Linked DNA regions of Mus musculus: regions 2, 3, 4, 5 and 6 are each linked to region 1. The links are chromatin loops, found by intact Hi-C in ENCODE. Cell type or tissue: gastrocnemius. All regions are shown on one strand. Region 1 has its middle 15 kb from the start of Syf2. Region 2 has its middle 16 kb from the start of Gm42327. Region 3 overlaps Srrm1 (serine/arginine repetitive matrix 1). Region 4 holds the start of Runx3 (runt related transcription factor 3). Region 5 has its middle 54 kb from the start of Runx3. Region 6 has its middle 17 kb from the start of Gm42327.

Region 1 (4,000 bases):
CCATGCTTTGTAGCGTGGCTCTTATGCGTCTCCATCCTGACAAAACCCCAGCAGCGGCCAAGCTGGGAGTCCAAGTTATCTGCTGTGGGTGGCTGTGTGTTCCTTTATTTGGTGAGCGCTGGTGTTAGGGACCTGGATCTTGGCGGGAACAGACAGGCAGTGGGTAATCGCACTTTGGCAGAATATAGTTTCCCTTCCTTTTTTAAAAATTTGGTATGTGCATGAAGTGTGTGTGTGTGTGTGTGTGTGTAGAGGCCCAAAGTTGATGTTGAGTGTTTCCCTCCATTCCTCCACCATCTCTTTCATTGAGGCAGAGTCTCTCAGTCAGTCAAGCCTAGAGCCCACAGTTAGGGCTAGTCTCTGTACCAGCTTACTCCAGAGATGCCCTACCTCCTGGCTTCAGGGGCTGGAGTTACAGGCAGCCTGCTGGGTTTACTGAGCATTTTATCTTCATGCTGGGGTGCCCAACTTACTGTCCTCCACTTCCGTGACAATGACTTTTATTGCTGATGTGTCTTCCCCAACCCCTCCATCTTGTCTTTTGAGACAGGGTCTCTCATTTGGCCTGGAACTCACCAATTACACTGGGTTGGTCTGCCATCGAGCCCCGGGGAGCTCCTGCCTCTGCCTCCACAGCACTGCTGGGGGTTTAAGCACAAACACATGCCACCGTGCCCAGCTTTCAAATATGGATCCTAGGGCTCAGGTCCCATGCTTGTATGGCAAACACATCCCTGACGGAGCTATCTCCCCAGGCCCTCTCCCCAGCCCTTTTTGAGGCACTGTCTTGTTATGTAGCCTGTGATCTTCTTGTCTAAGCCCCACGAGGCCTCATAGATCAGAATGCAGTGTTCAGAGGGAAACGTCAAAGTACTCTGAAGGGAATTTTGGTTGCACAGTGGAAACCAGGTACAGACTCAGGCCAATGCAGGTTGTAACTTGAAAATGATATCCTGATAATTTCATTCATCCATAGATAGGTTTTCAGGTACCCTAGGCTGGTCTTGAACTCCCTCTGTAGGTGAAGATGACCTTGAATTCCTGGTCTCCTTGCCTCCACCTCTGGAACGCTGAGATTCCACCACCACCACTACCACACCCAGTTTAGGCAATGTGTGGATCTTGCTCATGGCTTCCTTCATGCTAAGCAAGCTAACCTTACCAATTGAGCTGCATCCCCAGGCTACGACCTTGGTTTTAAAAAAGAGCCTTTTGCTTTCCTGCCCTCTGAGGCAGACATTTGCAGTCACGGGCCAGCAGGGTACACCAGGTCAGGGGTGGGTTGCTGGCAGGAGCTGAAGGGGCAGGGTGTACATTTGTTTTTTAGAAGAGGTACCAGCATCTGGTGATGGGAGACTGGCCAGAGAGCGATGCCAGCAGCAGTTTGCTTCTATTTAGATATTTAAGATGTTTTTCTCCCTGGTGGAAAATAGTCTGTTTCTGGTTTAAGTTGATTTAAAATCACTGCCATGTTATTGTAAATAACGTGACACCTCGTTTCTTTCAAGGAGCTTGGAGTTCTGTGGTGGAATCCCAAGTATACAGACGACAGATTGGCCTTAAGAACGGATTCTTCTCCGGGACAAAAAGATGTGTGGGTTGTGTTGTTTTGGATACACTTCAGAAAGCAAGGGATTGTTGGAGGAGGTGCTGCCCTCATATGTCCACTAGGTGGCAGCAGATATTTAGGTTTTCGGCGGGCACACATCCCTGCGGTTTTCTGTGTGGACCTCTGACTGTTAGGCTTCATTCGGGATTTGTTAGAAGCAGGAGTTCTCTGGCTCGCTCCATCCAGACCCCGCGGGGCAGATGCTCTGCGCACGGGGACCTGAAATCTGGACAATTTGCTGCTCCCACAGATTTCGAGAGAGTTTGAAGCCTTCCTGTGATCAGGGGTCACGTGCTGTGACTAGGAGACACTGAAAGATGTCCCTGTCTCAAGTATTTCTGTTCTAGATCTTTCCTCGTGTCTAAAATGACCCCAGTGAATCATGACATGAAGTTTATGTAGAGAAAGCCCTAGTTGTTAAAGAAAGTGACTCCTAATCCAGTAGATTCATGGAAGCAGAGAGTCTTGGGCCAAATCCGGCACATGGCTTGTTTCTATAAATAGAGTTTTATTGGGACAGGATCAGGCTCATTTGCATGTTATCTACAGCTGCTTTTCATGAGTGGTTTGATGGATGGTGGCCTGCAATGGCTGTTCCGTTACGTTTGGCTCTCTATAAAGCAAACATGTACAGATTTAGGACTACGGCTATAGTATTGGCTGGAGGTGGGGTGCATTGGGATGGAGCTACAGACAGAGATTAAGATGTTTACACCTCAAAGGCGTGGTGGCGCACGCCTTTAATCCCAGCACTCGGGAGGCAGAGGCAGGCAGATTTCTGAGTTCGAGGCCAGCCTGGTCTACAAAGTGAGTTCCAGGACAGCTAGGGCTACACAGAGAAACACTGTCTCGGGAAAAAAAAAGATGTTTACACCTGCCCATCATAACTGCTTTCTTAATCATGACCAACTAAGATAATGCTTATTGGAATTATAATTCACATTTATTTAAAATTATATTTAAATTTATATTTAAAATTATATATTTTTAAATTTTAAATTTTAAATTTTATATATTTTTAATTTTAAATAAAGTATATTTATATTTTATTATATATATTTATATTTTATATATTATATATACAATTATATTTTTATATAATTATAAAATTATATTTAAATTTAAAAATTATAATTCACATTTATTTAAAAATTCCAGGTGGTGGTGGCACCACACTCCTTTAATCCCAGCACTTGGGAGGCAGAGGCATCAGATTTCAGAGTTTGAGGCCAGCCTGGTCTACAGAGTGAGTTTCAGGACAGCCAGGGCTGCACAGAGAAACCCTGTCTCGAAAAAGCAAATTAAAAAAATAAACAAAATTGCAAGCCCCGAGGATTCTAGTCTGTCCATGGGGGCTGTGGGGACCGGAAGGAGAGCATAGTGGTGCATGCCTACAATTCTAGCACTTGGAGAGAGGCTGAGGCAGGCCAGCCTGGGCTACACAATAAAAGCAGGTCTCAAAAAAAAAAAAATCATCTGTTTTCTGTGAAAGGACTTGAGGCAAGGCTACAGATTCAAAGTGCAGAGAAAAAAGATTTTGCCAATAAAATGTGATAGGCCACATTTGGCAAAGGTTTTTTTTGCAATTGTTTCTAGTGTGTGCATAATATGTGTGTGTGTGTGGTTACATGCATGTGCCACTCAGTATGATATTAATTAATTAATTTATATATTTATATGTGGTTGGTTCTCCTTTTCTTTCTTAAAAAAAAAGATTTATTTATTTATTTATATGTAAGTACACTTTAGCTGTCTTCAGACACTCCAGAAGAGGGTGTCAGATTTCATTACAGATGGTTGTGAGCCACCATGTGGTTGCTGGGATTTGAACTCAGGACCTTTGGAAGAGCAGTCAGTGCTCTTAACCACTGAGCCATCTTACCAGCCCCTGGTTTTCTTTCTTTCTTTCTTTCTTTCTTTCTTTCTTTCTTTCTTTCTTTCTTTCTTTCTTTCTTTCTTTCTTTCTTTTTCGAGACAGGGTTTCTCTGTGTAGCCCTGGCTGTCCTGGAACTCACTTGAACTCAGAAATCCACCTGCCTCTGCCTTCCAAGTGCTGGGATTAAAGGTGCATGCCACCACCGCCCTGCTGGTTTTCTTAAAGATTTATTTGTTTGTTTATTTTCTGTGTGTTCCCCACATGTATGTCTATGTGAGGATGTTGGATCCCCTGGAATTGGAGTTACACACAGTTGTGGGCTGTCACGTGGGTGCTGGGAATTGAACCCAGGATCCCTGGAAGAGCAGCCAGAGCTCCTGAACCACTGAGCCATCTCTCTAGTCCTATGACTTGTTTTCTTTTTTTTCTTACTTAAAAAAAAAAGAATTATCTATTTTATGTATGTGAGTACACTGTAGCTGTCTTCACACACACTAGAAGAGGGTGTTAGATCT
Region 2 (4,000 bases), 120 kb after region 1:
CTTTGTCCCTGCCTGGCCCACATGTCTACCCTTCCCTCTAGCCACAGAGAGCCTCAACCTTGGCCATTCTGCTCTCTGGCGATGGATGAGTTCTTATTTGAACCCAGCCTGGTAACTGTCCCTTGCCACAGACCCTTGAACCAAACCCCATGCTGACTCTCAGCCTGATTCGAGATCCGTGGTCCAGCTCCAAACCTCAGCCCTGGCTGGATGCTGACCATGGCCACAGGTGAGCCCTGCTTCCTGGCCTGGGCAGTGGTCATCCTGCCTCTGATGTTTGGTGGCCACTCACCCCTGCCAATTGGCAAGCACATGAGCTCTCTGAGCAGACTTCCTCCACCCCGAGGGGGAGGCACAGGAGATGTCCCACTTACAGCCCCACTATGGCTGGGTGCATCAGACCATGCCTGAGGTGCTCTTGGCACCTATCCTGAATGGATCCACACTTTGGAGACTATGTCCTGCCCCTCACACCTCAGGTGTGTGTGTGTGTGTGTGTGTGTGTGTGTGTGTGTGTGTGTGTGTGTGTATGCCAGTGGTGATATGCTATAGAAACTTTGGAATCCAAGGCCACTCTCTAAATAGCCTGACCTGGGAGGCAGAAGCCTGGGGTTTCAGTTGAACTCTGCCACTGATTTACCCTGTGACCTCCAACATGACCTTTCTGAACCTTTGTTTCTTCCCTACAAGGCTCAAAAGATCCTCGAAAAGTTAGGAGTCTCCGAGAAGTGGGAACCACAGTGGTCTGTATCTATGTTATCTACGTGAGCCCCGGAGAGCAGCCCGAGGGCCTCTGTACTGCTATCTCATCTGCATGGAATGCTGTCTGCATCTCTCGCTCATTTCTTCTCCACTGGGCTAGCTGCTCAGGCACCTCTGGACACAGCTAATAACTCCACTCTTCTCTAAAATGTACTCTATTCTTCTTCCTTATCTAATCACCCCACCCCCAAAGTCTCACCAACTGGCACTCTGCAAATTTTGTAAGTTCTGCTCTTCATCAGAGGATGCTATTCCTAGAAGAAAATGGGTCTCGTCTCTGTGAAAGTAGAGCCCCTCCCCCTTCCAGGAGTCTTCCAGGAGTGAGACCATATTCGCCAGAGCTGCAGTGGTGACTTCAGGAAGAACTCAGCTAGCAAGGTCATGCAGAGACTATCAGAGCCTACGAAAACTGACCGTCATCGCCACTAGGGGGCGGCCGGGCTATGTGCAGGTGTGAGGTGTTGCCCAGGGCTAGTCACTTTTACCATAGGCTAGTCCTGTTCCTGGTCTTATCCTGCAGACGCGAGGAGGCCTGGTCTATCTCCTTGCCTTCCATTTGGGTAAGGGAAAAACGAATCAGAAGACTGAAACTGTTAACTTGTCTCTGCCACTTACTGGCTGTGTGATCGTGGACAAGGACGCTTCCATCTCTGGCCCTCAGTTATCTCAGCTGAGGATGAGAGAACACGTCTCATCAGAGTCTGTTTGAATTTGTTCTGGGTCACTAACTGCCTTCACGCCAGCCACAAAGTCTTAGCTCCACTTCCTCCCAATTCCTTCTGGCGCCCCGGGAAAGTTCTTGAACTGTTTTGCATGCTGCCCTCTCTTGGCTGGCTATGGAACTGCAGCAACAGCCTCCGGCCTGGCGGGCTCAGGGAAGGAAGGAGCAGGAGTGGGGGAGGGGCTTCAGTATTATCAATAAACTGGCTTCTTTTTGTTGAGCGTCTACTGTGTCTTAGGTTAAAAACTGCAGGGTCAATGATACTGCTGACAGTGAGGGTCTGGGCCTCCAATCTGGCAGTGTAGTGAAGTGGTCAGGATTGGGGATTCTGGTGTGAGGTTCCTGGGTTCAAATCACAGCCTCATTCTATATTAGATACCTGGCCTTGGACAAGCCTTTAAATTTCTGTGCTTTTGTCTCCCCAAGAGTAATTTGAAAAGCATAATGTGTCTTACTTCACGTCCGTCAGTTGCGAAGACCGTGTGTGTGGTCAACATGTCTCTTCTCTGTAATAGATTCTTCTGCCCCCTTTCTCCAAGAGCGCTTATGTTCATCTTGCAGCAGGCATTTGCAGGTCTGACTGCTGCAGCCATGGCAGAGCCCTGAGGCTGGCCCTCATCCCCACTGGGGTGAGTCTGTAGGCGAGGCTTCAGTTGGAGAAGGGAGTCCTTTTCCTGTAGTAGTGACAGAGGCAAAGTGGCTGGCCCAGGGTCTGGTGGGGATAGAGGAGGTGGTGTTAGTTGTGGTGGTGGTGAAGATGGTGGTGGTGGTGGCGGTGGTGATGATGGTGACAGTAGTGGCTGGTAATTGAGGCAAAGGTGACGGTGAGCTGTGGGGGAGGGGGAGGTGGTAAGGGCGGTGATGGTCACAGTGGTGTGAGATGGTGTCAACCGTGGTAAGTGATGTTGCCGGTGGTGGGGGTGTCAGTGACAACGTTGTTGTTAGGTGGTGGTGGTGGGGATAGTACAGGCAGACCCAGCCTGACTGTATGAATGGGGCTGACTCCTTCAGCTCCAGCCATTGCCAACCTAGACGTGGCGAGCTCTGAGCTTCCCAGAAAAAGGAGCCATACCGGAATGCCAACTGATCCTCCCTCTTCCTTGTCGCCAGGGCTCCTCCTATTCCTCCTCTACAGACGAGGCAGGAAGGCAGACTGCTCTTTTTTATTTTATTTTATTTCATTTCATTTCATTTCATTTTATTTTATTTTTAATTTTGCCTATAAGCATTTGACAAAATCTGAGTCGGAACTCCCCGATGTCCCTAAGGCTCATGGGCTGTGGGCCTGTTGCAGGCAGATTAGCCTTTCACTCCACTGTGGGCTTGGCCATCCAGGACTGCAGAGCCCGTCCCACCCCAAGTATGGCATCTCAGAGACTTGCTGGAACCAGACAAAGAGATTTGTCACTTCTCCATGGAGGCAGGAACAGGTAAGTGGGCTCCTTCTTCTGGTGGCCCGTCCAAGGGGTTGAGAATTCTCTCCCACACTGGGAGGCCCAGGGCCAGGTAGCAAACTCCAAGCCTACAAGATGTGAGTTCGGGTCCAGTTCCACTAAGAAGTGCTTCTTAGTGTACCACTGAGAACATTCCAGAGTGTCTCTGTGCATGTTGTTTTTGCTGGGTCCTGTGACCATCCTGGATGCTAAGACCTGTCCCCTGGCCATAGAGAAAGGCCCAGAGGGGCCGGGAAGGGGCTCGGTTGGAGGCTTATATATGCATGAGGACCTGAGTTTACCCCATATAAAGCTGGGTGTGGTTGTACACACTTGTAATCCCAGCTCTGGGGCCAGGTGTGTGCATATGGTGGGATCGCCAAGGAGAAAGAGCCTGCAGACCCTCGAGCTCACTGACCAGACAGCCTCAGCCTGGCCCATCTGTCAAGCCCAAGGGCAAGGAGATTCTGACTGAAAACAAAAACAAAAGCAAAATCAGAGGCTCCTGAGGCAGAACACCTGAGGCCGGCCTCTGGCCTTCACACAGGCACGTGCCCTCGTCTGCACATGCTCACACGTGTGTGTAAATACAGGCACAGATACACAAGAAGAAAAGGACAGTGGGGGCTGGAGAGATGGCTAAGTGATGAAGAGCCTTGACTGCTCTTCCAGAGGTCCTGAGTTCAAATCCCAACAACCACATGGCCGCTCACAACTGTCTTATAACTCCAAGATGTGACACCCTCATATAGACATGCATGCAAGCAAAACACCAAAGCACATAAAATATGAATAAATAAGTTATTAGGAAGGAAGGAAGGAAGGAAGGAAGGAAGGAAGGGAGGGAGGGAGGATACAATGACTGGTAGACTTGACCAAAGTCTCACATTAGGCCGAGGCTGAGAGTAAGCAAGTACCGATCAGCCCTGTACCTGCCAGGCCTAGAGCTGGGGCTACCTGCTTCCCTTCCTGGCTATATCCTTTTTATGAAAACCATGGGGACTTTCCAGCTGTGGGCTTTCAGGACACAGTGTCCCCCCTGAGGTAGCAGACAGGGCTTTGCACCCCAACTGAACAGACAAGG
Region 3 (4,000 bases), 370 kb after region 1:
GGACCTCTGCTTGCTCTGGTCAGCCCCACTCGATCAGGTCAGCCCTGCTTGCTCAGTCCCTGCTTGCTCCGGCCCAAAGATTTATTATTATACATTAAGTAAGTACACTGTAGCTGACTTCAGACGCACCAGTAGAGGGTGTCAGGTCTCATTAAAGATGGTTGTGAGCTACCATGTGGTTGCTAGGATTTGAACTCAGGACCTTCATAAGAGCAATCAACGCTCTTACCTGCTGAGCCATCTCACCAGTCCACTGCCTGTAATTCTAGTTTCAGAGAACCAAGGCTAAGTATGCACATGGTGGGCAGACATTCCTGTAGGGGAAAATTCATACGCATTGAAAAGAGATATCAGAACGGCAGGGAGCCCGGCTTAAGCCTGAGCGTGTATGGCCTTTTGCTCCTTCCTAGATTCAAACTTGGAGTATTCCAGGAATCTCACAAATGAGACTATAAGAGACCCTGTATACAATGAAAATGTCTCAGCTTCCCCGAGTCACCCTGTGACCCATGCCCCTTCTCAGCGCGCTCTAGAACCTGCCCTGTCATCTTCAAGGCTCTTATCAAACATCTAAGCCCTCATAAGCCCTCCAGGTCCTGTACGCTAGGCCACTGGAAGGACACTGAGGCGGATGTTCCCTCTCGAAAAGCCCTCACACCTTTAATCCTAGCACTTGGGAGGCAGAGGCAGGCTGATTTCTGAGTTTGAGGCCAGCCTGGTCTACACAGCAAGTTCCAGGACAGCCAGGGCTATATAATGAGACCTTGTCTCAACAAAACAAAACATAAACCAAAACCACTCCAACAGATAGACGGTAAGTGAGCAGTTGCAGCGGAACAAACCTTACCCTTGAGTTTGAACCCCGGATCTGATATAAAGTGGGAAGAATGGGCTTTGTGAAATTGTTCTGACTTCCACATGAGCACTGGGGCACACATAAATGCATATTTATACAGCATACACGGATGGAAATGCACTCAACAATATTAAAAATAAATAACATCTGCTAGGCATGGCGGCACATGCCTTTGCTTAATCGCAGCTCTTGGAGACAGGGCATGCAAGCTATCGGAGTTGAAAGGCAGCCAGGTTCACATACTGAGTTCCTGGCCAACCAAAGCTACATAGATGGCTCAGTGGTTGACAGCAATGGCTGCTCTTCCCAGAGGACTGGGTTTTAATCCCCAGCAACCTTGTGCAACCATCTGTAACTCCTGTCCTGGGGAATCCAATGGCCTCTGAGGGCATGCACACAGGAGGTACAAACAAACAAAGACATATGCATTCAAGCAAAATATCCACCTCTTTCCTTTCTCTTACACACACACACACACACACACACACACACACACACACACACACACACACACAGAGGAACTGAGTTCAAGGTCATCCTTGACCATGCAGCAAGTTCATGGTCAGCCTGGGTTATATGAGATCCTGCCTAAAATAACAATAAAAAGAAAATGACCAAGCAAGCACAGGAGTCTTAGGACTGCACAGTATGCCAGCTCACTCTGTGGCCAAGCAGGGACTAGGCGCCACCTAGTGGACAAATCTGAGGACAGCTGGGACCAGGAAAGAATGGAAAGCCTCTGTGCCTATCCGGACACTGCCAAAGAAATTTGGGGTTTGTTTTTTTAAGACTTATTATATGTAAGTACACTGTAGCTGTCTTCAGACACACTAGAAGAGGGCATCAGATCTCATTACAGATGGTTGTGAGCCACCATGTGGTTGCTGGGATTTGAACACAGGACCTCCGGAAGGGTAGCCAGTGCTCTTAACTGCTGAGCCATCTCTCCAGCCCAATTTTGGGTTTTGCTTGGTTGAAATTTGCCATTTGATAATGGAATATTTTTTCCCCTAAGGCAGGATCTCACTATATTGCTCTGATTGGCCTGGAAATTGCCTGGAAATTGCTATGTAGATCAGGCTGTCCCTCCACTCCCAGTGGGCTCCGTGAATGACTACGATGTACATGTGATGTCTCACCTTACGGTTTTATGCTGATTCACCATTTAATTTATGAGGACACTATAGAAATGATGCTAAACAGAGGTCCAAATTCTAGTAACTTCTATGTTCAGAAATGGGTCAGGAAACGATGGCCGAGCCTTCAAGATGAAGACGGTGCCGAGGAAGCTGACCGCCTCCTGTGCTTGAGTCCAGTTAGTGCTGCTGGCTGAGATGCTGACTGATCTTGCTGGCGTGGCCTTGTGCAGTAACTCTAGCTTCTGTTGAGTTCACAAGCAACTAACTAGGGGGGAAGGCCCTTCTGCTGTTGCCTAAGTTACAGACATGTGCTCCATTTTTGAGATGGGACTCAAAAATGAGTAGAGACTGGGTTAGCCTCTAAACAGCTTCAACTAGCTGTATAGGCAAGGACTGCTGTCAGGTTTCAGTTGGAAAGAATGAAAGCTCCTGTGTTGCATGGGTCAGCCACAAATGTTCCAACTGTCAGGCTAAACAGAAGCAAATACTCCGACTGTTTATACAGGGAGTCCGCATTGTAGTCGCTCAACACTGCTTCTCCTGTCTCACACGGGGTTGGTTTCCACATGGAAGAACACAGAAAGCTCTGCACATGAGACTATTCCCAGCTCTAGAGTCCTCTAGGATTGTCTTCACTGAGTACCTTGTTTCTTCATTATAACTCACTGTAGGTTCCATGTAAAACCAGCTCACTGCTTAAGTCTTTTGATTTAGTTTAGTTTTTTTTTTTTTGAGACAGGGTTTCTCTGTGTAGCCCTGGCTGTCCTGGAACTCATTCTGTAGACCAGGCTGCCCTCAAACTCAGAAATCTGCCGGCCTCTGCCTCCTGAATGCTGGGATTAAAGGAGTAAACCACTACAAAAGGCCCCAGATTTGTTTTTTTTAATTTCACATGCATTGCTGTTTTGTCTGCACGTTATGTCTGTGTGAGGGTGTCCGATACCCTGGAACTGCAGTTACAATCAAGAGTTGCCATATGGGTGCCGGGAGTTGAACTCGGTCGGGTCCTCTGGAAGAGCAGCAATACTTCCAACCACTGAGCCACCCCACCTCTCCAGTCCAGCTCCAGATTCATTTTTAACGAGAAAGCTGTCTTTATATGTGTAACTTTAGGGTAAATGTTGGGGATTATAAAGAAATATGTGGAATCATTAAATTTCCCAGGTTTTTTTCACTGCCCCTCTCCTGGTCACTCCACCCCCACAATTCTTTCCCCGTTCCCCTTCCCTTCTCTTCTGAGCTGGTGTGGGTCCAGATTCTTAATCCAGGGCTTTCTGAAGGGGCCTTCTAGGTTCGAGCCTGGCCCTACCGAAGTCTTAAGTGTCTGTCTTTTGGTTAAAAGTCATAAACAGGGCCGGGCAGTGGTGGCGCACACCTTTAATCCCAGCACTTGGGAGACAGAGACAAGTGGATTTCTGAGTTCGAGGCCAGCCTGGTCTACAGAGTGAGTTCCAGGACGGCCAGGGCTATACAGAGAAACCCTGTCTCAGTCAAAAAACAAAACACCCTTAGGCTTTCCTGAAATTCAGATGTGGGCATTTTGTATTCTAGTTTCATCTATTAGAAGTCACAATCAAATTTATCTGTGCCTCCAAAGACTAGGCTCAGACTTCTGGTGTCACAAGCTTCAGGTCCAAGTGCCACCTGGGAGGTCCTTCACACTGACACCATGCCCTGCTGTAAACTGCCTCTCTCCTCACCAGCTTTCCATGTTCCAAGAACACACCCCCCTCTCCCTTGCTGACATCTCTGCAGTTAGTTATTTCAGTAAGAAGGGGAGAGCCTGCGACATCACTTTCTATTTTCCCTGAACTCCGTCCTCCCCTGCAGGCGAATAAATGTGAGTGGCAATGTTCTTAAATTTAGAAATTTATTCTGTTTAATCCACAAGCTTTATATAGCTTTAGTTAAAAAATAAAATAAAATAAAACAGTGAAACCAAGACACTGTCCAGGCCCTTCCAGCCCGCCAAATACACGAGCTCTTCAGTTGTGGGTACCAATTG
Region 4 (4,000 bases), 200 kb after region 1:
CCCTCTAAATCCGGTTCTCAATTCTGCAATTGGAAAACACACCCACCCATTCAGTAACCTTCCCTCAAGTCACCCGGGAGAGATGACCCCAGAGTTGAAACCTCTGAAATGGGGCCTCCACCTCTCTCAAGAGATTGCTTCTCAATTTAGTTACAGTACTCTGACCAACCGCTGGTTCTGACGGGTTCAGCAGGTGTGCTCAGTCGGGGTACATGACATCTTTTGTATTTCAATATTTTATACCGTGTAAGTAACTACACACGTCTGAAAACAGGATACAGAGTTGTGTTTACTAACAGCATTTTATGGCTTTCACTTTCTCTCAGCCTTGGGGAGGGAGTGCTCACTGCCCCTCTCCTGCCAGCAGGAACCCCTAGTTCCCCCTCCCCAAGAAAGAATGTTAGAAAGAAGTCCCTCAACATAGGAAAGTCCCCTGAGAGTTCCAGAGACTAAGCTGTAGGCAGGATCCACACTGGGTGCCGGGACCAGAATGGAGACACTCCATTTCTAGAAGGAACCGACACCTCTGGGGGAGAGGAAAAGGACTGTGGTGTCCATGGTGATGGTCACTTTCTACTTAGGTCAGGGCTGCTTGTGGGAGGGCAGTAGTGAAGGTCTGGAGCCTTGACAGCAAGAAGGCCCTCAAAAGTTGCCTTCAGTGCTAGCTCTATGTAAAGGCAAGCACCCGATAGTCTGTAGGCAGCAGGTAGCCCTCAGGCCAGCCTAGGAGAAAGGAGGAGCAAGGTGGCCACAGCTCTGTCCTAGGTTCTGAGTTCTAGAAAGCGCTGTGAAAGCTACCACCAGATGAGTGTTTCACAGGTGAGGGTGTGACACTTGGCAAAGACAGTTGGCGTGATAGAGCGTCTTTCTGGAGCAGTCCTGTGCCAAGCACTTCACACGTGATCCCAGATTCAGCTGTTCTCCCCTGTACAGTTGAGAGGAAGGCTCAGGAATATTCGACACAGGGTCCCTGGACCAGAGGGATGGAGGAAGCAGACTTAAGAACTAACCAGAGATGAGCCAGAAACAAGTGTGCTGAAACCTACCCTTCCCTGTCTCCTGACTTCCAAGGAATGAGACCCACTCAGTCCATTTCCTCAAAGACAGAGGCAACATTGCACAGCCAAGAAGCCTTAGTGGCTTGGAGGGCGGGGGTGTCCTCTCAGGATAAGAGCCTGCTGTAGATGGCCCAGGCTGGTCCAATTTACCCTACAATGGACATACACGTGAGAGAGGAGCTTTGATCTCTGCTTCCTGTCCCCTGTTGGGGACACAGTGAGGTGCTCTTAGAAGAGAGCATTTGAGAGAAGGCAGACTGTTGCCCGACTGTGGGACAGAAAGAAAGACGGAACATATGTACGCACGGTGGGGAAGGGAGAGGGAGCGATGAGTCCTGTTTGGTGGCAGCTCTCCTGGTCTGAAAATTTGACCATACATAAATAGTTCTAGGTTTGTCGGTCCAGAGAAGAAAGAAGGAAACTGGTCTGGTTCTAGACAGGTATAAGGATGAAAGTCTGAGCCTTCTATCCTATCCTCAGAACGGAGCTCAGGAACAGAAGTAGGGAAACAGGGCGGCGCCTTTCTGTTGAAGGGAGACTTCTGCTGGTTGCAGGCCCTTCGGTATCTGGGACTCCAAAGAACCGTATCTCTTTGTGAGAACCCGGGCAGGCAACCCTCGGCCTAACACCACACTATCCATTTACCTGATATGTGACCACTGGTATAAAGAGAAATCAGGCGCGCACTCTCCAGAAAGTAGCTCTTCCCCAACGCTCCGTGGCTTGGAAAACCCGTGCTGCCCGTGCTGCCCCTGCTGCAGGCGCAAGTCTGTGCTCTGAGTCTGGTGGGGGCAACTGAGCAGCCAGCAAGGCGCCAGCGCCAACTAGTGGGCGGTTCACGACACTGCTTCAGCCCGGGCGACCCTTCACCTGCGACCTCAGGCTGCGTACTGAAGGCCAGCACTTCCCCAACCCTTGGATCTGGTGCCCGCGTCTTCCGAGGGTTATAGCTGAGTCCGGGCCCAGGGTCAGATGTTGGGTCATTCCTGTAGCCCCACTTTCCGGAGACCCGGTTATTAATTTGTTGTAAGATCAGAAAGAGAAATCAGGCGGAGGGACTAGTATGGGGCAGATGCAAACTGGAATCACTCAAGAAATCGAATTTATGCATCGCATCGCAGAGGCTGCCAGTCACGGCCCACAATCGCTCGAGGGCAGAATAGACGACTCGGTCTGGGTCCTACCTGGTGACTAGCGGTGCTCCCTTTCCAGGGGAGCCCCCTGAGGGCCCATGCTCAGGGCCAGGCTTCCTAGATCCCCTCTGGTCCAGAGGCTGTTTCCATGGCGGCCCAAGGCCTAGTGATGGTCAACTCCGAATCATAGGTTCTCAAAAAGTTCCAGTAAGGGACCTTCACTGTCCTTGCTTCCCTGGTGGCTTGAGGCGCTGGCATAAGGCCCAGAGAGGGGCAGAATACAATTCTCCTGGCACTCGTTAGACTCAGGACATACCTAGTACCCCGCTGTTGTACACACAGCGCCTGATTTCGTTTTTTGACAAAATGGAGTGTTCTAAGCTGAGGTCAGAGCCAGGATGAGGTCTTGATGCCTCTGTCGCCATCGGATCCTAAATCGTGTCGCTTCTGGGGCTTGTATTGGTAGTTGCAGACAGATTCACTGTCGCTGGCAACGAAAATGCAGTCGAATTTCCAAAGCAGTGAGAGAAACACATGCATTCGTTCGTTGCTGCCGTCCAAGGAGTGCACGGGGTTGGGGAGAGCACAGCCCTCGGTGACCGGTGACCGTGGACTCTCTAGTTGTGTGTCTGTGCCCCCATGCCAGGCTTAGGAGACGGGACGGGAAAGAGTTGTTGTTAGTGAAGTCCAGGAGTTGCTGGGCCACGGAGCATGAGGAACACAGAGACCCCAGGGCCGATTTCCCACAGGGCACCTGACAGCTCTGTAGGCTCAGCGCTTTAGGGCCAAGAAGACTATGGCCCGGCCCTAGGAGGACCCCTTTCCATCCGTGGGGAGAAAGCAGTCTGAGCGTTAAGACTTCTTTCTGCCACAGACCCTCATCCACTTCCACTAGACGGACGGTGGTTGCATGCGTATGGTGTAGCATGGAATGTTCCAAAAAAGCACACTGTTGTAGGCCCCATTGTAGTTTTCAAAGACCCATGAGCTGCCAAGACAGAGGACAACTCCACGAGGCCTGCGCGATCCTGAAATTAGTTTTGAGTGGACAGGAGCCGTGTGGTTGTCCCCACCCCACTGTTGGTCCCTGTGGCAACCCCTATTCTGTCTGCCTCGAAGGTTGACACAGAAGCCACAGAGACGAGAGCCAAGGCCGCGCGGAGCTGTGGACTCCCTCGTGGGGTGGAAGCTCTAGGGTCAAAATCGTTTGTGGAGTGGAGGGAATGAGAAAACCGTCTTGGGTGTCACCGCGGCAACCAGCTGAGGGTGCAGGTTCCGGGCTGCGGTGGCCAGAGCTGAAGCAGCCAGGCTGCGACTCGAGGGAGGGGAAGCGAGCCGCAGCCAGGAGGCTGGAAACCCGATGTCTGCCCAGGTCGCAGCGGCCGCTCCTGACTCCGGGGACCGCGGCTCCCCGCGCGGCTACCGGGACGCGGGTGTCTAGACCCTCTGGGGCGGAGCCTGGCCCCTGCTTGGCTCGCGCGGGCCCGAGCCACCGGGTCCTCCACGGCGAACCCCGAGCCTGGGGGCTGCGATTGGCTGCGCCCCGCGTCGCTCGCACGGCCCCGCCCCGAGGCCCGGGGTACTAACCCCGCGCGGGCGGCCGCGTCGCCGCCACTTGATTCTCTAGGATCCGGGCTGGGGCCGCGGCCGCCGAGTCCGTGGGGCGGCCGCGCGCGCCGGATGCGGGACTAGCGGGCGCGCGGCCGACCGTCGGGGCGCACCCCCTCCCCCGGCGCCGCCCCTCCCCCCACCCCCCACGCTGGCCGGGCCCCGAGCCGCCGCCTTCCCGCCTCCCGCTTCCCGCGGCTG
Region 5 (4,000 bases), 260 kb after region 1:
CTGGCGAGTGGCATTGTGCTACCCCAGAGCTGGAGAGACCCGTAAAATCTGGCAGGAGAGGATAAAGATACAGGTGTGGCCCCATAGCTACGGCCCCCATCCACCCACCCCACCCCCATCCTGCCCCCATTGAGCCTCGAGGGTTTGTACCAGATCAGCACTAACCCCCTGCAGTCCCTCTCTGGCAAGGAACTCCGGCCTTGGCCATCCTTGTCACACAGACGCTGGAGACAATCCAGCTTCCTGCTGTCATGATTGATTTCTACTTGACATCAGATAAGGAAAAGCAGGTGTAGAATGTCAAGTTCAAATGTGACGGCAGAGCCCTGCTGGATTTTCCCTTCAAAAACCAACTGCCAGTGGCAGTGGCAAAACTGATCCCGGGCTGGGAACTTGGGATGGTCTGTGTTTACAGTTATTCACATTTCCCGATCAAAACTGCAAAACAGGTGACCTCGAGGTTCCTGCAGGGACCCCTGAGTCCCAGAAGGATCTGTAGGAATAGGGAGCAGGTTTGGTTTGGTTTGGTTTGTTTGTTTGTTTGTTTGTTTTTTAACTTTTAAAGAGGAGGCAAAACATTTTTCTGTTAGCATACAGATGTGGTGTGAGGTCATGGGGTGTGTGTGTTCTCATCTGTACGAGTGGGCATATGTAGGCTGTAGGCGTGTCTGTGACGTCCCAAGGTTGATAGATCTGCCTCCATTGTCCTCCATCTTGTTCATAAAAGTAGGCTCTGTCAATTAAACCCTGGGCTTAACGATGGAGGGCTAGTGTCATCTAGCCAGCTTACCCAGAGACCTCAGTCTTCACCTCCCCAGGGTTGCCATGTCTACCCAGATCCATTTGTTAGCACTTTATCCACTGTGTCATCTCCCCAGCCTGGGGCAAAATTGTTTGGATGCTTTGAAGGAGTTTCTGCCCAACAGAGGCTGACCTCCCAATTCGGGCTTTTTTTTTTTTTTTTTTTTTTTTTTTTTGGTTTTTGGTTTTTGGTTTTTGTTTTTTGGTTTCTTTGAGACAGGGTTTCTCTGTATAGCCCTGGCTGTCCTGGAACTCACTCTGTAGACCAGGCTGTCCTGGAACTCAGAAATCCGCCTGCCTCTGCCTCCCAAGTGCTGGGATTAAAGGCATGAGCCACCACTGCCCAGCATTGACCTCCCAATTCTCCCCCCAACCTCCAAGTGCTGGGATTCAGGTGTCCCAAGCCTCCTCTAATCCTCCTGCTTTCCCCAGACCTAAAATCCCTGTCGGACTGAACAGGACCAGCCTCTTCCACACCCCACTGAGCCAGAGCACGCAGCGCAGCAGGTGTCCCTGGGACCGCTGGACTCTCCTAGCATCCCCGGAGAGACTGCTGAATATCCCCTTGGTAAGATCTGGGCTGCCCCACTGCTGGGCCAAAAGTCAATCTGGCCAGCCCCTGCTAACATGGGAGATGACAGCATCTAACTAGGCACTAAAGGAGGAATGGAGGAGGGAACAGAGGGAGAAAAAAAAAAGAGGGAGAAAAAGAGGGAGAGGGAGGGAGGAAAGAAGGAAGGGAGGAAGCAGGTTACTTTTCTGTTAAAGCTAGTTGAATGAAAATAGTTTGCTCTAGCCTGGCATGGTGACACATGCCTTTAATTCCAGCACTCAGGAGACAGAGGCAGGAGGATCTCTGTGAGTTTGGGGCCGGTCTTATTTACAAATAGTTTGCTCTTGTTTAGGGAGGGAGTCAGAGAGTAAGGGGACTCTTGCTTAGGACTGTTGTCCTAGGTGCTTCAAGATACTCCACCCCTCCCCCACTCCTCCTTCCTCCTCTCCAATGGCCCTTCTGAGTGCAGACCTAGTGACACGTTCTATTAGACCCTAAGATACTTTTTATGAAGATAATGTCACCGATCTTTAGAGATATTTCGTGCACTGTCACCTCTTTCTTTTAGGTGGCACCTACCTACCGCTCAGTATGGCTCAGGCCACAGCCATGCATGCACCGTGCTGGGAGCCACCGGGGTCCAGGGACCCCTAGAAAGATGGCAGCAGCGCCTTCTCTCCACCTCGACCTAGCTGCCACGCAAACCTGGCAGTGTGCCGGGCACAGGCGAGAAGAGGGTGCAGAGGCGCAAAGGGCCCACGCGTGAACCGATCTTGCAGCAGGTGTCGCTCCTCCCCCTGCCCCGCCTGGCCCCCGGGGTGCGAAGTGTCAGGGTGCGAAGTGTCGCTCGCTCGCTAGATGGCTGCGTCCGTTCGCCACAGGAAGGAGGGAAGGAGGCCGGAGGTGCCTTCACGACACGCCGCGGCCCTGACAGATCTGATAAAGAGGAAGGAAGCCGGCGACGCTGCGGATCTGAACTGACAACTCCCCAAACTGCCGGCGTCCTGCAGCTGGCCCCGCGCGGTTTGCAGAAGTGGCGCCTGAGAGAGGGTCGCCTGCGCCCTCTGCCGGCTGTTTGGAGAAAGCCTTCGCCCGTCTGGTGACAGCCAAGGCTTTCAGAGCAGGGTCCACCTGGCCTCTTGCCACGAAGTATTAAAGCAGGTGTGCACAACTTGTCTGGGCTTCTTAACTTGTGTTTGTTGCCAGAGACGTGCCCCCAGAGAACAAACCCAGTGTCGGGTGCGCCCTAGACGGGCCTCAGTTTTCCTGACAATCTAATTAGTTTGGTTGCCAACCTTAATGAGAAAAGGAGTCAGGCTTCTAAAGATTACAGACTTCATGCCGCTACAGTCCATCTTCGGAACTGTGGTTTCCTAGCTGTGTACCAAACAAATGTCTTACACCCCTGGGGTTGAGTTTCCTTATCCAGAAATGGGAACTTTCTATATAAGGACCATAAAAGAGCTCTAATATGGTATGGCATTCAGAATAGTTGCTAATGTACTATTCACACGTTTGTTAAATGAAGGTGTTGAAATGGCAGTGTGTGGCCAGGAAGCTTGGCAGTGGTGCCTGAGAGGGGATTGTCCTAGGGACTGAATTACAGACCAGAGTACCTGCTCTGCTTTGCTAGACTCTGCTCCATGGGCCCTTCAACCTTCCCTGAAGCTGTCGAATGTAGTATTTCTCATAAATCAGTTAGGTCTATTTGGTTGCTATTTAACTCTGTCCTCTCTTTCTCTCCCCACCTCTTTTCTTTGGAACAACAACAACAAAAAAAATTTTTTTTTTGAGACCGGGTATTATATCCCAGGCTGGCTTTGAACTCACTATCTAGCCAAAGATGACCCTGAGCTTCGTACCGTCCTGTGTTTACCTCCTTAGAGCTGAGGTTACAGATCCACACAGTAGCAGGATTGAACCCAGGGCTTCAGGCTTGCCAGGCAACCAGTGCACCACGGGATCCCCATCACAAGCCCCATTTCTGCCTTACAAAAGAATTAGAGCCCTATTCTGCCCGTTTGCCCTCCAAGTGGAAGGTATCTTCCCGGATTATGGAAATTTATAGGGCAGACTTCCCTCATTAAAGATGCCCTGTCCCCCAGTTGCAAGGCCACCCTGGTTTCCCTGTGGTCCCCTCACTGGCTCTGCTCCGTCCGCTTCTCGGGCCGACTTCAGACTGCTTTAAAGGGTGGGCAGTTTCACCATGATATGTTTAGGTGTGTTGAATTTGTTTTTATTCTGCATGGACTTTAGAGAAGTTTCATAGATTTGAGGTTGATTCCTTTATTCAGTTTTTAGAGAGATCTCGGGCACTATTCATCAAGTGCAGCTCCTGCCCTGTTGCCCGGGACTTCATTACACAGGTGCAGGCTGGAGCCCATGAGACTTTCATGCCGGTCTGGCTTTCCTGGTTTTCAGTTGGTTTGGACCTTTGCTGTTGTCTGCTTTAGATAGTTCTCGTTCTCTCTCTCTCTCTCCTCCCCACCCCCGTATTTGTGTGTGTTCTCCTAAGTACGTGCACATGCAGAGGTCAGATTGTCTCCACAGATCAGCATACAGTTCAATGTATTTGCTAGACTGACTGGCCAACAAACTCCCTGGTCCTATATCCCCAGTACTCCAGTAAGGACACTTGGAATAAGG
Region 6 (4,000 bases), 88 kb after region 1:
TGCATCCTCTCTGTGCATTGAATCAATCAATCTTTCTTTCTTTCCTTCCTTCCTTCCTTCCCTCCCTCCCTCCCTCCCTCCCTCCCTCCCTCCCTCCCTCCCTCCCTCCCTCCTTCCTTCCTTCCTTCCTTCCTTCCTTCCTTCCTTCCTTCTTCCTCTTTTTGCTCCTCCTTTTCTAAAGTCACTTCCTTGTGTGGAATTGGAGTGCTTTAGGGAGCTGGTCCGTCTCTATAATAAAGGAAACCCTGATGTGTCTTTTTGGAGGTATGTGATGGTTTCTGTGGCCTTAGGAGAGAATGTAGGTCAATCTACAGGGTGTAAGAGGTGGAATTGAGGAGCAGATAACAAAGGGGGGCATAGCAGCCTGCTAAACCTGGGCTTATGGATAGGCAGGGAGTGGGAGGGAGGAGAAAGTCAGGTTTCCTTGAGTGAGATCAAGGATCCGCCTCTGATCTGTCTGAGACCCCTTCATTTCTGCGGTTAGACCCCCTGGGAAAGTAGGCTCTGCTGTGTGAGTAGGTGGGCAGAGGGGTTGAGGGGAGACAGAAAGGTCAGGGACACTAGCAGTCACCTGTGGCAGGGCGTGCGGTAGTCATCTGGGCACGGCTCTGTCACCTGTCCCAGCCCAGAGCCTGCCTTGGAGGTTTGCTAGAAGCCAAGGTCAGTCTCTGCTGAAGTAAACAAGGGTCAGGGTCAAGGTCAAGGCAGGCCTGAGGGCAGATCAAGCACCCAGGACTGCGAAAGCCCTCGCAGGCAGAGTCCAAGCCTTTGATGGGGCTGCTGAGGCCCAGAGAATCTCACGCCAGTGGAGCTGAGACCGGTTAGGTCCCCCAGACTGAGAGCCCCTGGGCTCCATGCCAGGTCTGCTCACGGCCCCCAGGGTTCATTCCCTCACTCATTGCCCACTGGGCTGCTGCAGCGGACTCAGCCCCGTGTGATGGGGACTCTTGCCCTGTCCTCTGCCGCGCCCATTACTATCCACTACTGGCTTCACCCCACAGACATTTGTTGTCTCAACGTTCTGAGAGTCACAGGTTTTCCTGGGCTAAAATCAAAATGTGGGTTGAGTGGTGTTCTTCCTAGAGGTGTGTCTGTGTGTCTGTGTGTCTGTGTGTCTGTGTGTCTGTGTGTCTGTGTGTCTGTCTATCTGTGTTCATTCCTTTCCCAGCTTCTCTAAGTCATTGTTCTCCTAGACTCATGACCTGAGCCCTCCGCGCCTCGAGCATCTTACTTCCTGATGCCTGCATCTGACTTCCTACCTTCCTTTTCCTCAGGAGCTCAGTGTGTCCCAGGGGATAACGGGTCATTCCTGCCTCATTTCGGTAGAGTTAACTGAGAGGTACCAACCAATTAAGCATTTCATAATAGTGGTACAAATAAATATGCAAATATATGAAAATTGAATGTACCAGAATATGCAAATCACTTGCGCACATCTTTTCCAAAGTTAAAAGACGGGCCACCTTGGAGATTGTTATTCTGTGTAGCGAGGTGTTGGTCAGTCTGTTCTGAAACCATCCGGGACACAGAAGACCTGCCTAAGCCTCATTCAGAGACAGGTTCAAAGACCGCAGGTCTTCCAGCTATGAGCCGCTTGCCACAGTAGGAGAATCTGCTGCTCCTCCGGGCTCTTCCAGCCTTTCCTCCTTGGTACATCAGAGATCATGGTTCCATACAGCTTGCTATGAGCATTCAGGTTCCCGTGAGCAGGATGTGGACTGCAGCATCAGCATCAGCATCAGAGCCTCTGTTACTAGCCTGGCCTGACGAATCTAGCACAGCGCCCCCTGGCTGTGGGGGCTGGTGGTGCCAGGTGCAGACGCCTTTCTCCTATGGCGTCTTTGTAAGGACTCTGGGTCTGGATCACCTTGGCCTAGATTATCTCTGTGTCAGTTCTCAAGGGACTATAGGGCTTGTCCTTAAAGGGGCATGACCTCGATCTTCTGACTTTCTGGCCTTTCTCTGCCTGGCTAAAAGACACAGGTCAGTCCTCTAACCAGACCAAAGACTCACGGCAATGAGCATTTGCAAGTAAAGCTGTTTGGGAAAAAAGTTACACTGTGGGACATAAGGTCACACAGAAAAAGGGTATACTGTGTGACACCTGCAGATTCCATGGTGAGTGGTTTTTTTTTCCTTTAATCTTTAAAATTTTTTTTGTTTTCTTTTGGGGAGGGAGGTTGCAAAGCAGAAGGCAGACATGGGGGGAGATGAGTGGGATTGCGGTGCATGATGTAAAATTCATAAAGAATCAATAAAATGTTAAACAAATAAAAAAAAGTAGAGTGACTTACATGAAAGTGATAATCAGTGCCTGATAAATGGTTTTAGCCACTGAAGAATAAGAATGGTTACTGGCTGGTCCTCTGTCTGGCACTCAGCTTTCTTCAACAACACAGACTGATCCGCTTAGGGGTGGTGCCACCCAGAGTGGCGTGGCCCCTCCCACATCAGTCACCAGTCAATGTAATTACTCTCTCACAGAGAGGCCACAGGCCAGTCTGATCAAAGCAATTCTTCAGTTGAAGTTTCTTCTTCCCAGATGACTCTAGGCTGTGTCAAGTTGACTGTAAAACCTCACCAGGACAGATATGTTTCCTCAATATATACAGAACTATCTATGTTCTTTATTATACTGGATGAGCTCAAATTCTTTTCAATTCATCTAAAAGATCAAATTTCATTAAGGTACAACTTTAGGCATTGTCAGATTATCCATTTAAAAGTATTTTAACGGCTATGGTATCTGTAGTGATGGCTCCCTCTCCCTTGACCTCTCACTCACCCTCAGGAAGCTCAGTGAAGCTGTCCCGCATGCCATACACTAGCCAGCCTTTATACCTGCCTCCTTGGGTGCTATCTGGGAGTTGGAATAGCAGACCCCCCCCCCCCAAGATCCTGGGAAGATCATGGTGCTCTGATTTTTTTTCCACTAACACCTGGACTGCAGAACACCCTGCACAGTGTCTCCATTCCCTGGGAACCACTGTGTCTCCTCACTGCTTCTGACTCTTCTCAGCTGCTGCATCTGTCACCCATGCCACACGCCAGCACTCAGACCATCCAGGAAGCTTTACAGATGCTCGGGGTGGGGGTGGGATACAGTGGGAACTTTTAGAAAGCTTTCCACGGGGCCTGGAGAGAGGGCTCAGGGGTGAGGAGTCCTTGCTGCTCCACAGAGGACCTCAGCTTGGTTCCCAGCATCCATTTCTGTAACTTACTGCCTGTAAGTTCAGCTTCAGTGGATCTGACACTCTTCTGGCCCTGGACTCGGCAAGGCCTCTTAATCCCTAGGAGCTCCTGTTTCCCATTTATAACAGGAGGGGAGGCAATGCTGAAGTGTCAAACAGGCACGTCAAAGCAAGGCCCGGGAATGTCTTGGTTAATATTTTGTTAACTTGACAAAAAGGCCAAAGTTATCAGAGAAGAGGGAAAATCAACTGAGAACATGTTTCAGTGAGACTTCCCATAGGCAAGTCTGGGGGCGGGGCATTGTCTTGACTAAAGGTTGACCCGGGAGGGACAGCCCATCCCTCCGTGGCACTGCCACCCTCAGGCTGCTGGCCTTGCCGTGTATAAGAAAGCAGACTGAAAATGCAAGGGGAGCAAGCCAGTGAGCAGCGTGAAGCGTCCTCCACGGCTTCTGCTTCAGTTCTTGCCTCCGGGTTCTTGCCCCAAGCTCCCTCCATGACGTAAGCTGTAGGCTGATAAATCCTTTCCTCTCCAAGTTGCTTCTGAGCATGCTCTTTATCACAACACCAGAAAGCAAACTCAGACCTTGGAAGAGCGTTTGTTTACTACCCACTCAGGAATTGATAGACGTACATGTATGTTTTTTTAAATGATTCTTTTTATTTTTCAATTTTATTTAATCTTTTTTTTTTTTTTTACACTCCAGATTTTATCCCTGTCTCCGTACACCCTCTGACTGTTCCACATCCCATACCTCCTCCCACATGCATGATTTAATCTGAAGTAATCATGGTAATTATTTCGATGC

What was found. A loop is a pair of places that touch in the nucleus more often than their neighbours do. Peaks named below come from ENCODE experiments on the same cell type or tissue, not always from the same donor. Only the 100,000 strongest peaks of a DNase experiment are listed, where the experiment ranks them.
Region 2: a loop joins it to region 1, with 9 times the contacts of the local background. A loop is called at or near these places in 16 of 42 quality-filtered maps.
Region 3: it touches region 1 in a loop (2.9-fold over the local background); 19 of 42 quality-filtered maps call a loop at or near these places.
Region 4: a loop joins it to region 1, with 4 times the contacts of the local background. A loop is called at or near these places in 14 of 42 quality-filtered maps.
Region 5: a loop joins it to region 1, with 12 times the contacts of the local background. A loop is called at or near these places in 31 of 42 quality-filtered maps.
Region 6: it touches region 1 in a loop (12-fold over the local background); 5 of 42 quality-filtered maps call a loop at or near these places.

The regions. Positions count from the first base shown.
Region 1 is chr4:134,944,448-134,948,447 of GRCm38, forward strand. No RefSeq gene overlaps it. Among named protein-coding and RNA genes, the nearest start is that of Syf2, 15 kb to the left of the region's middle. In gastrocnemius, a CTCF peak has its summit at 1,667 (motif pointing right); a DNase peak (open chromatin) is centred at 1,720; H3K4me3 peaks cover 558 bases; H3K27ac peaks cover 450 bases.
Region 2 is chr4:135,065,736-135,069,735 of GRCm38, forward strand. No RefSeq gene overlaps it. Among named protein-coding and RNA genes, the nearest start is that of Gm42327, 16 kb to the left of the region's middle. In gastrocnemius, CTCF peaks have their summits at 1,169 (motif pointing right) and 1,607 (motif pointing left); DNase peaks (open chromatin) are centred at 1,190 and 1,592; H3K4me3 peaks cover 394 bases; H3K27ac peaks cover 209 bases.
Region 3 is chr4:135,316,638-135,320,637 of GRCm38, forward strand. It overlaps Srrm1 (serine/arginine repetitive matrix 1), which reads right to left. Exons shown (of 18, transcript NM_016799.4): 18 at 3,848-4,000. Among named protein-coding and RNA genes, the nearest start is that of Gm12984, 13 kb to the left of the region's middle. In gastrocnemius, a CTCF peak has its summit at 1,550 (motif pointing left); DNase peaks (open chromatin) are centred at 1,141 and 1,542.
Region 4 is chr4:135,148,744-135,152,743 of GRCm38, forward strand. Runx3 (runt related transcription factor 3) reads left to right here and starts at 3,802. Exons shown (of 5, transcript NM_001369050.1): 1 at 3,802-4,000. In gastrocnemius, a CTCF peak has its summit at 1,883 (motif pointing left); DNase peaks (open chromatin) are centred at 1,883, 2,478, 2,792 and 3,571; H3K4me3 peaks cover 761 bases.
Region 5 is chr4:135,204,105-135,208,104 of GRCm38, forward strand. No RefSeq gene overlaps it. Among named protein-coding and RNA genes, the nearest start is that of Runx3, 54 kb to the left of the region's middle. In gastrocnemius, a CTCF peak has its summit at 2,418 (motif pointing left); DNase peaks (open chromatin) are centred at 216, 1,310, 2,128 and 2,421; H3K4me3 peaks cover 716 bases; H3K27ac peaks cover 328 bases.
Region 6 is chr4:135,032,812-135,036,811 of GRCm38, forward strand. No RefSeq gene overlaps it. Among named protein-coding and RNA genes, the nearest start is that of Gm42327, 17 kb to the right of the region's middle. In gastrocnemius, a CTCF peak has its summit at 1,785; a DNase peak (open chromatin) is centred at 1,787.